Linked DNA regions of Homo sapiens: region 1 is linked to region 2. A link is an interaction called in ENCODE POLR2A ChIA-PET data of the cell type or tissue named here. Cell type or tissue: MCF 10A. All regions are shown on one strand.

What was found. ChIA-PET counts read pairs that join two places held together with the same protein. Peaks named below come from ENCODE experiments on the same cell type or tissue, not always from the same donor. Only the 100,000 strongest peaks of a DNase experiment are listed, where the experiment ranks them.
Region 1: POLR2A ChIA-PET joins it to region 2 with 5 read pairs; 6 of 35 experiments call an interaction of 5 or more read pairs at or near these places.

The regions. Positions count from the first base shown.
Region 1 is chr4:101,355,575-101,359,574 of GRCh38, forward strand. No RefSeq gene overlaps it. Among named protein-coding and RNA genes, the nearest start is that of PPP3CA-DT, 9.8 kb to the left of the region's middle. In MCF 10A, no CTCF peak of the experiment used is centred here; DNase peaks (open chromatin) are centred at 937 and 1,597.
Region 2 is chr4:101,230,333-101,234,332 of GRCh38, forward strand. The region is part of intron 1 of PPP3CA (protein phosphatase 3 catalytic subunit alpha); the gene reads right to left. Among named protein-coding and RNA genes, the nearest start is that of MIR8066, 8.5 kb to the right of the region's middle. In MCF 10A, no CTCF peak of the experiment used is centred here; a DNase peak (open chromatin) is centred at 1,949.

The DNA.
Region 1 (4,000 bases), 130 kb after region 2:
AGAGCAGGGACTTTGTTTTGTTCCCAATTGAATTTCCATCGCCTGTAACATGCCTACCATATTCCAGGTGCTTAATATATGTTTGTTGAAAAAAAACAAATATTTGATTACAATGTTAGTCTGGGTTAGTTTTTCTAACCTTCTAAATAGTTTAAATAAGCATTTCAAATATTTTTAGGAAAAACTAAAATTTCACATTTAGATTTTTTAAAGTTACAGAGTCAACTTTCGTAGAGAGTGGACTCAGGCCTTGAGGATGACAGATGGAATTCAGGAGTTTAGTTTTTAGCACGAGGTGTGTCTCTCACACATCCGTACTGTAAGAATAATTACTTATATAGATCCAAGGGAAGACACAGTATTACTCATATTTCTTCCTTCTCCAAATACACAAAGGGTTCTATTGTTTGCTTGCAACATCTAAGCTATTCCCTGGTGATAAGTTAGGACAGATAGCAGCAATTTTCAGAGAGGAAGTGGATACGGTTTGGGTTATGGTTGTTTAGGAGCAGTCCTCAAAAGAGTTTCCCTCTCTATTTCAGGGTGTTACCTGTGCCCAGCCCAAAGAAATCTAGTCTGTCTTAGAAATTGTGTTAATATGCTTTAGGGTGCCCGTCCTGCCCATATCCCTGCTGTAGGTAAAATGCCTCAGTAGCCTCACCTGCCAAGTGATCATCAGGTCACAGGTTTAATTACTGCCATTACAGGGGATTGGACTAGGGTGGATGAACATCTGACTAGGGGGTACCTATGGGCTGGTAACCTTTAACTTCCCTAATCTAATTTGCACAAGTAAGCTAGATTAATCAGATGCCTTCTGTGAAGGGCTTGCCCTTAAAATTCAAAGGAAAGTGTACGGTTATTGTTTGAATAAAGGGAAATGCAGGCTGGGGTTAACGTAGCCACTAGCACATGATTCATGTGCAAGGCATGTAAACAGATGAAGCCATTCTGGGTAGAGGGGTAATAGGTCAGATTCAACAGGGGCGGAGAGAGCAGAAAGAGACATTTCAAAATCTGTGTTCTTTTTGTCCTTCCAAGGCATCATTGTTTAATTTTTTTCTGGATATATAAACCCCTCAATACCCTTACAATAAACCCTATTTTCTACAGCTAGTTTGAGTGTTATGTTCCTTACAACCAAAGACCCCTAAAAAGAGCCACTAAGATTGTTACTTTACGCCCTCTGTAAGTTTTCACCTACTGATTCTGGTGCTTATGGCAATGCTCTTCTTCAGCAGACAATGACCATATTCTACCTTCATCCTTGCCCATACCATTGTTTCTATAGCACACTCAGTACAAAAAAATTAAAGGAGAAAAATTAGTATGGATGGAAAGAGGGATAGATAGACTCTGACTAGGCAGTCTTGGGGAATTTTTGAGCTATTGACTGAATATTCTCCATGCCTATTGCCATGTCATCATCAGGCAGGTTATAGGCTATGCTGCAGTAAAAATGGAAAATCTTGGTAGCTTAACAAAAGTTTGAATTTCTCTGCAGGTCTGGGCAGCCCTCCAGGCTGACTCAGCATTCCAGCCTCCTACAATCAGATAGCACAAATATTAACACCTGGTTCCACAGTCACCCAACAGGGCTGGAGAGGGCTGAAGGTCTAAGCCCTAGCAATCAAATGCTTCTGCCTGGAAGTGATACTCATGAATGACCACACTCACATTCCATAGGCTGAATTCATCATTTGGCTAAACCTAATTTCAAGGGAGGCAGAGTTATGTGATTCTCCCACATGTCTGAAATTAGAGATCAAACATTTATAAAGGGTAATAATGCCAATCAGCGTATCTAAATAACCCATCTAATCCTGTGGGACCCATATGCTACTCATTACAACCCAGTGACTAGGACATTTGTCTTATCTGTTTCACATGCCACAGTTAGTCCTGGAATTACTGTGGAACATACGCGCACACACACACACACACAAAACATATTACTAAAAATTAAAGTTTTTAATTAAAATTTTTTGGGTAAAAATTTACTTTTTGTTCCTCATTCATGACCTAAGAATTTCTGTTCTGCTAAATATATACTACCTACCTCCCGTGTAATTGTAATGCATAGTCAGCTATCTAAGGTTGGAGTACCTAGATGCGGACCCTGAGATAAATATTCATATAAAGGTGATTTATTAAAAAGTGTTCCAAGGAAAAACCAGGGGGGAAGCAGGAAAAGTGACAGGGAAGGGAAGAAAGCCAAGCAAGGGTGATATGTCAAGCAAAGATGGTTAACTTTGGCCCAATCCTGTGGGGGTCCTCTGGAGACTTATAAGTCACACCTCTGAGCTGTTCCCATCAGGGAGCAGGGAGCTGAGTATTTGTACCACCAGGCTTGTGTGATCAGACTGCCTCGGAGAGATACGAATTCCTAGGCACTTCCTGCTCTCTCCACGTTTGGGCAAAGGCCAAGGAAGCCTGAGGACAGTGGTCTGACAAAGATGCAGATACAAGCACAGAGGGAGCTGCTGTGGAAATGGAAAAGTTTGGGACAGGCTCAGGGTTGAGGCACTGAGAGCATGTGCTAGTCAGAATTGATAGCCACTTGGATATAGAGGGATGGTGCAAGGAAAATGACCAGATCACCGACTTAAAGATGCAGTGGGGAAAAAACAATAATCTCTTCTTATCTCACTTCAGATTACTCTCCTTCTCCCACATCCACAATGAATTTACCATCCTAAGAATAAGGATGATGAATTTCCTGGGCAGATTCCTTCCCTGTTTCTAATCCCCAAATGATGTACCCTCCATTGCCCGAAATTCTTAACTCACGGAATATAGCATTTAATTCCTTGATAGGTAAAATGAAAATATTCCTAAAACAGGAAGTATATTGAGTCAACTCAGAACTGAGATCTGTCCCAGATATTTGCAGTACCCCTCTGCCCAGGCTGGGAAGGCATTAGGTGTATGTTGGATATTTTGTCTGCTCAGAAGCCTCATTTCAAAGATGACTTATCCACATGATTCTACATGACCCCATCTAAAGGTTATAGTACCATAGATCAAGACTGGATACATGTTGCCTTCTTTTCCCATGATATTTCTTTCTTTGGAAAACTGAATTCAGTCTTTTCTCTGGAAAACAGGTCAAACTGATACTAAGAAGCTTTCAGCAGCCGTGTTATTCTACCATATGGATTAGGAAAGAAGAGAAGGTGGTTCTACAGAAAAAAAAAAATGAATCAGTCATGCAGAAAAGAGCAAGCAAAGATGAAAGAAGGAAGACGGCTGGTATTCCATTTCCTGATCCCACTGTGTTCCCACGACCCAGCTACATGACAGCCCTTGGGGTCCATGAGACCCCCACAACATTCTTATAATTCATTAGCATTTTATGCTGGAGTTCGGTTGAATTTCAGTTATGTACAACCGAAGGGTAGTAAGTAATAAAGAAATGTATTCATAATTGCTAAAACTTGGAACCAACCAAGATGTTTTTCAGTAGGTGAATGGATAAATAAACTGTGGTACATTCAGGCAATGGACTGTTATTCAGCACTAAAAAGAAATGACCTATCAAGCAATAAAGAAACATGAAGGAAACTTAAATGCATATTACTAAGTGAAAGAAGCCAACCTGAAAAGGCTACATAGTGTATGATTCCAACTATGTGACATTCTAGAGAAGGCAAAAGTATGGAGACAGTAAAAAGATCAGTGATTGTCAGAGGTCAGCGGGAAGGAAGAGATAAATAGGTGGAGCAGAGAGAATTTTTAGGGCAGTGAAACTACCCTGTGTAATACTATAACAGTGGGTACATGTCATTCTACATTTGTCCATACTCACAGAATGTACAACACCAAGAGTGAACCCTCATGTAAACTATGGCCTTTGGGTAATAATGATGTATCAATGTAGCTTATCAGTTGTAGCACTGTACCACCGTGGTGGGGGACATTGACAGTGGGGGAGGCTATCCATGTGTGGGGGCAGTGGGTATATGAAATATCTTCATACCTTTCTCTCAATTTTGCTGTG
Region 2 (4,000 bases):
ATTAATTTTTGTATCTTTAAAATAAAAAAAAATCACCAATAACCTTATAACTTATCATCAATTGCATCTCAATTTCAGAGGTGGAGGAAAATATTGTTCATTTTTAAATGTATGAATCTACAGCTGCAGCGAGCCATGATAACACCACCGCTCTTCAGCCTGGGTGACAGAGAGAGAGACCCGTTTCAAATAAATAAATACATAAATAAACAAACAAACTAAATAAATAAATAAAATAAAAAATGAATAAAGCCTCCCAACTGTGTGTCTGCTTCCTGTCTCATCTCCCAACTTACCCACTCCATCCTTTACTCTGCCATATAAATTACCTGCCTGTAATAGCACCTCCGAGCTAAAAGGTCACTGTGTCTTCCTTCTGCCTGCATAGGTAAAGTCTAAATTACATATTACTAGAATAGCACGCAAAGATTTTCACAAACAGAACCCAATCTGCTTTCTAGTCTCACCTTCTGCCACTCCTACATCATACCTCTATCCTGAAGACACAATGAGGATTTCTACTTTTCCTGAATACATCACAATCGTTTCAAGACTTTCTGTGTATTCTCTGAACTATTTAACTGTCTCCTTTTCCCTCCTCATCTAGGAAAATTTTACTCATACCTCATAATCTGTCTTTCATGAATCACTTTCAAAATGCAAAGTCATTCCAGGGTACACATGGGTATGGATGATTTCACAGGAATCAATTTCCAGATCCACGATTTTCAATTCTCCTCTTTCCTACAACTACCTCCTTCAGAATGCTCTTTTTGACCACTCTTCTTTCCCACCTCCACTTGCTCTTTCACAAATGATCTTCTCCAGGTTACAAATCTTACAATGATGCACTGGCCAGGGCTTAAAAACTCCTGAGCACCAAGCAACTGGAGACAACTGAGAGCTTTCCTCTAGGGGGAGAATTCTGTAAGAGCAAAGCAAGAAATGGGGAAGGCAGCAGTTTTTAGTTTATCAGGCCGCTAACTAGAGAACAGACTCCATGATTTTATCTGTAAGTCAGACTATTTATCAATGAGTCCATTTATCTTAGAATTAGGAATCAGAAATGAGATGCTAGGGAAGGAGGTATAGTTAGTTTATTTAAACTGAAAAAGGAAGTCATACTTTTTCTTACTCAAGTTAAGTCTCATTTGACTTATTGATTTGACAAATGAAGACTAGCTTTTGTAATGAGAGAATGTGGTGGGCATTTTCCAATTTGAACGAAAGTGACTATAGAAGGCTTTGATGAAAAAAATACATATAAATGCTTAAGGCAAATATATACCATAAGAAAGAAATTGTATCCTTTACAAATGCATTATAACACATATCTTGCTGCAAATACTTGATATTTGTCTGTGTCCCTCCATGGGATCATGACTAACTTATGAAACAAAATGTATGTTAGTGATTTCTTATTCATTTAAATATCTCACTTATTCTGATTGTTCAGTAAATTTCTGCTGGACTATTGGATCAGTCAGAGCTACAATTAAATCTCCTTGTTAAAAATTCCTATTAAAACACAGTAGTATTCAAACTGCTGAATAAATAAAACAAACCCTCCCAATCATAAGTATTCATTCTCATTCCTCCCTGTGAACTCCCACTGAATATTACCAGTAACTCAGCATTCTGTGCTGAAAATATTACCTAAGTACATCTCATATTTTCTATAAGATATAAGCTCCCCAAGATCAAGACCATCATCAAATTGACCTCTGTCATCACCTCAGCACCTAAACCCTACTTGACCTTTTAAAATGAATTAATAATTTAAAATAACATCAGCCTTTGCTCTTTAAAACACTGATACCTAATTTAATCTTACTGCTCTGTGTTTTGGCTCAGGATACAGAGGGTAATTCCTAAAAAGAAAAAAATTGCTGTCAGTATATGAATATGATGCCACTGACTCACCACCAAGCAGCGCAGGCATGCTGAGTTATTTTTGCCAGTAGTAATGATGAATTGTGCTGACTGAGCCATTTGGTTCCTCCTGGGACCAGAGGCACACATTTTTTTATATAGTCTGTCAGGAGTTAAAGTATAATTTTTGGCCACTGGGCAAAGTTGGAATTATTTTCTTCAAAAAAAAATTGTAGCTACTTCACACAAAGTGACAATGCTAAGAGACAAAATAAAATCAGCAAGAGTATATGCAATAGAAATAAATGCTTTATCTCTAGTTGGAAGGCCTTGAACCTGACCACCTTTAGTTCCTTCATACATGAGTCAGGTTTTGGTCTCAATACCTTATGACTGACCACATGGAAACCAAACACTTATGAGTTTAATTTTACATGCTTTCTTTTCAATTAGCTTATGGTCATACCACAGATCAGCTTTGTAGAAAAAAGGAATATCTCTTTGCATTTCCATTTCTATATAAAACCTCCTTCCTAACACTCTTGAGTTTTAAATTAGTTTCATGACCTTAAATAAAAACATACTATTATTATTTTTTGTTCTTTTATTCTGAAAATGTCAATTTTTAAAACTGATGTTTTTCCATTTTTAATGGTCTATATTCTGGTATTCTAACAACAGAAAAAGAAATTATCAGTAATAAATGAAAAACACCATACAGATTTACTAGTATTTATTAAAATAACTTCTTCATTTCTACATATTAGGCTGCTATCTACCCAAATTAATTATCTAAATATGAACTATACAAATGAGATTTTGCTTTACTTTGTTTTTTAATCTGTAACCATTTTCAAAGGAAAAGCCACCTAACTCATAGGAAAACTATAAGACACTACACCTAAAGTATAAAACAAATTAATTTCTGAAAACTTCATATTAGAAAGAATTTGAAAATGTACAGATACAAAGAATAGCTGTCTAGACACATGATTGGAAGAGTGTACTAGTAAGAAGAATTTTCAGCTTGACATTAGAGTGGCCAACCATCCTACTTTACACTTTACCTGGGACTAAGGAGAAAGTTTCCCTGGATGCAGGGCTTTTAGTGCTAAATCCACAAAAGTCCAGGGCAAATGGAACCAACTGCTCGCTCTTTGACATAGCAAGCTGAAACTTAGATCTTCAATTACTCTTTACACAACAGTGAAACTAAGTCATTAACATTTTAAAGAGAGAATAAATGCATTTAACAATTTGGTTTCTTGTAGCAGTTCAGGATAATGTTTATTTTGTTCGCATTTTTAAAGGAAAATGTAAATAAACCTTAAAATGGTTTTGATAATTCACTTCTATAAGGAATTCAGCCTATAATGTTTACTTTTCATTTTCTATTATCAAGGTAACTGGCCTCTATGTGTGATACTGAAAGTCACAAAAAAAGATAAAATGAAATAAAAATAAAACAACATGATTAAATATTTAATTCAAATGAAAACGTTTAGTCCTAATCTAGGAATTTACAGGTCTTTTTTTTTTTTTAACTTTTATTTTAGGTGCAGGGGTACATGTGCAGGTTTGTGATATAGGTAAACTCATGTCACGAAGGTTTGACATACTACACAAACTAGGGTTTGTTAATACTGTTTCATCACTCAGGTAGGAGGCGTCATACCCAATAGATATTTTTTTCTGATCTTCTCCCTCCTCTCACCATCTGTCTGCTGCTACCCTCTTTGTGTCCATGTGTTTTCATTATTTAGCTCCCAGTTACAAGTAAGAAAATGCAGTATTTGGTTTTCTGTTCCCACTTCAGTTTGCTAAAGATAATGGGCTGCAGCACAATCCATGTTCCTGCAAAGGTCATGATCTCATTCCTTTTTATGGCTGCACAGTATTCCATGGCGTATATGTACATTTTCTTTATCCAATCTGCCACTGATAAGCATTTAGGTTGATTCCATGTCTTTCCTGTTCTCAGTAGTGATACAATGAACATATATGTGTGCATATATCTTTACAGTAGAATAATATCTATTCCTTTGGGTATATACAGTAATAGGATTGCTGGGTCAAACAGTAGTCCTCTTTGAGGAACTGCCTCACTGCTTTTCACAATAGCTGAAAT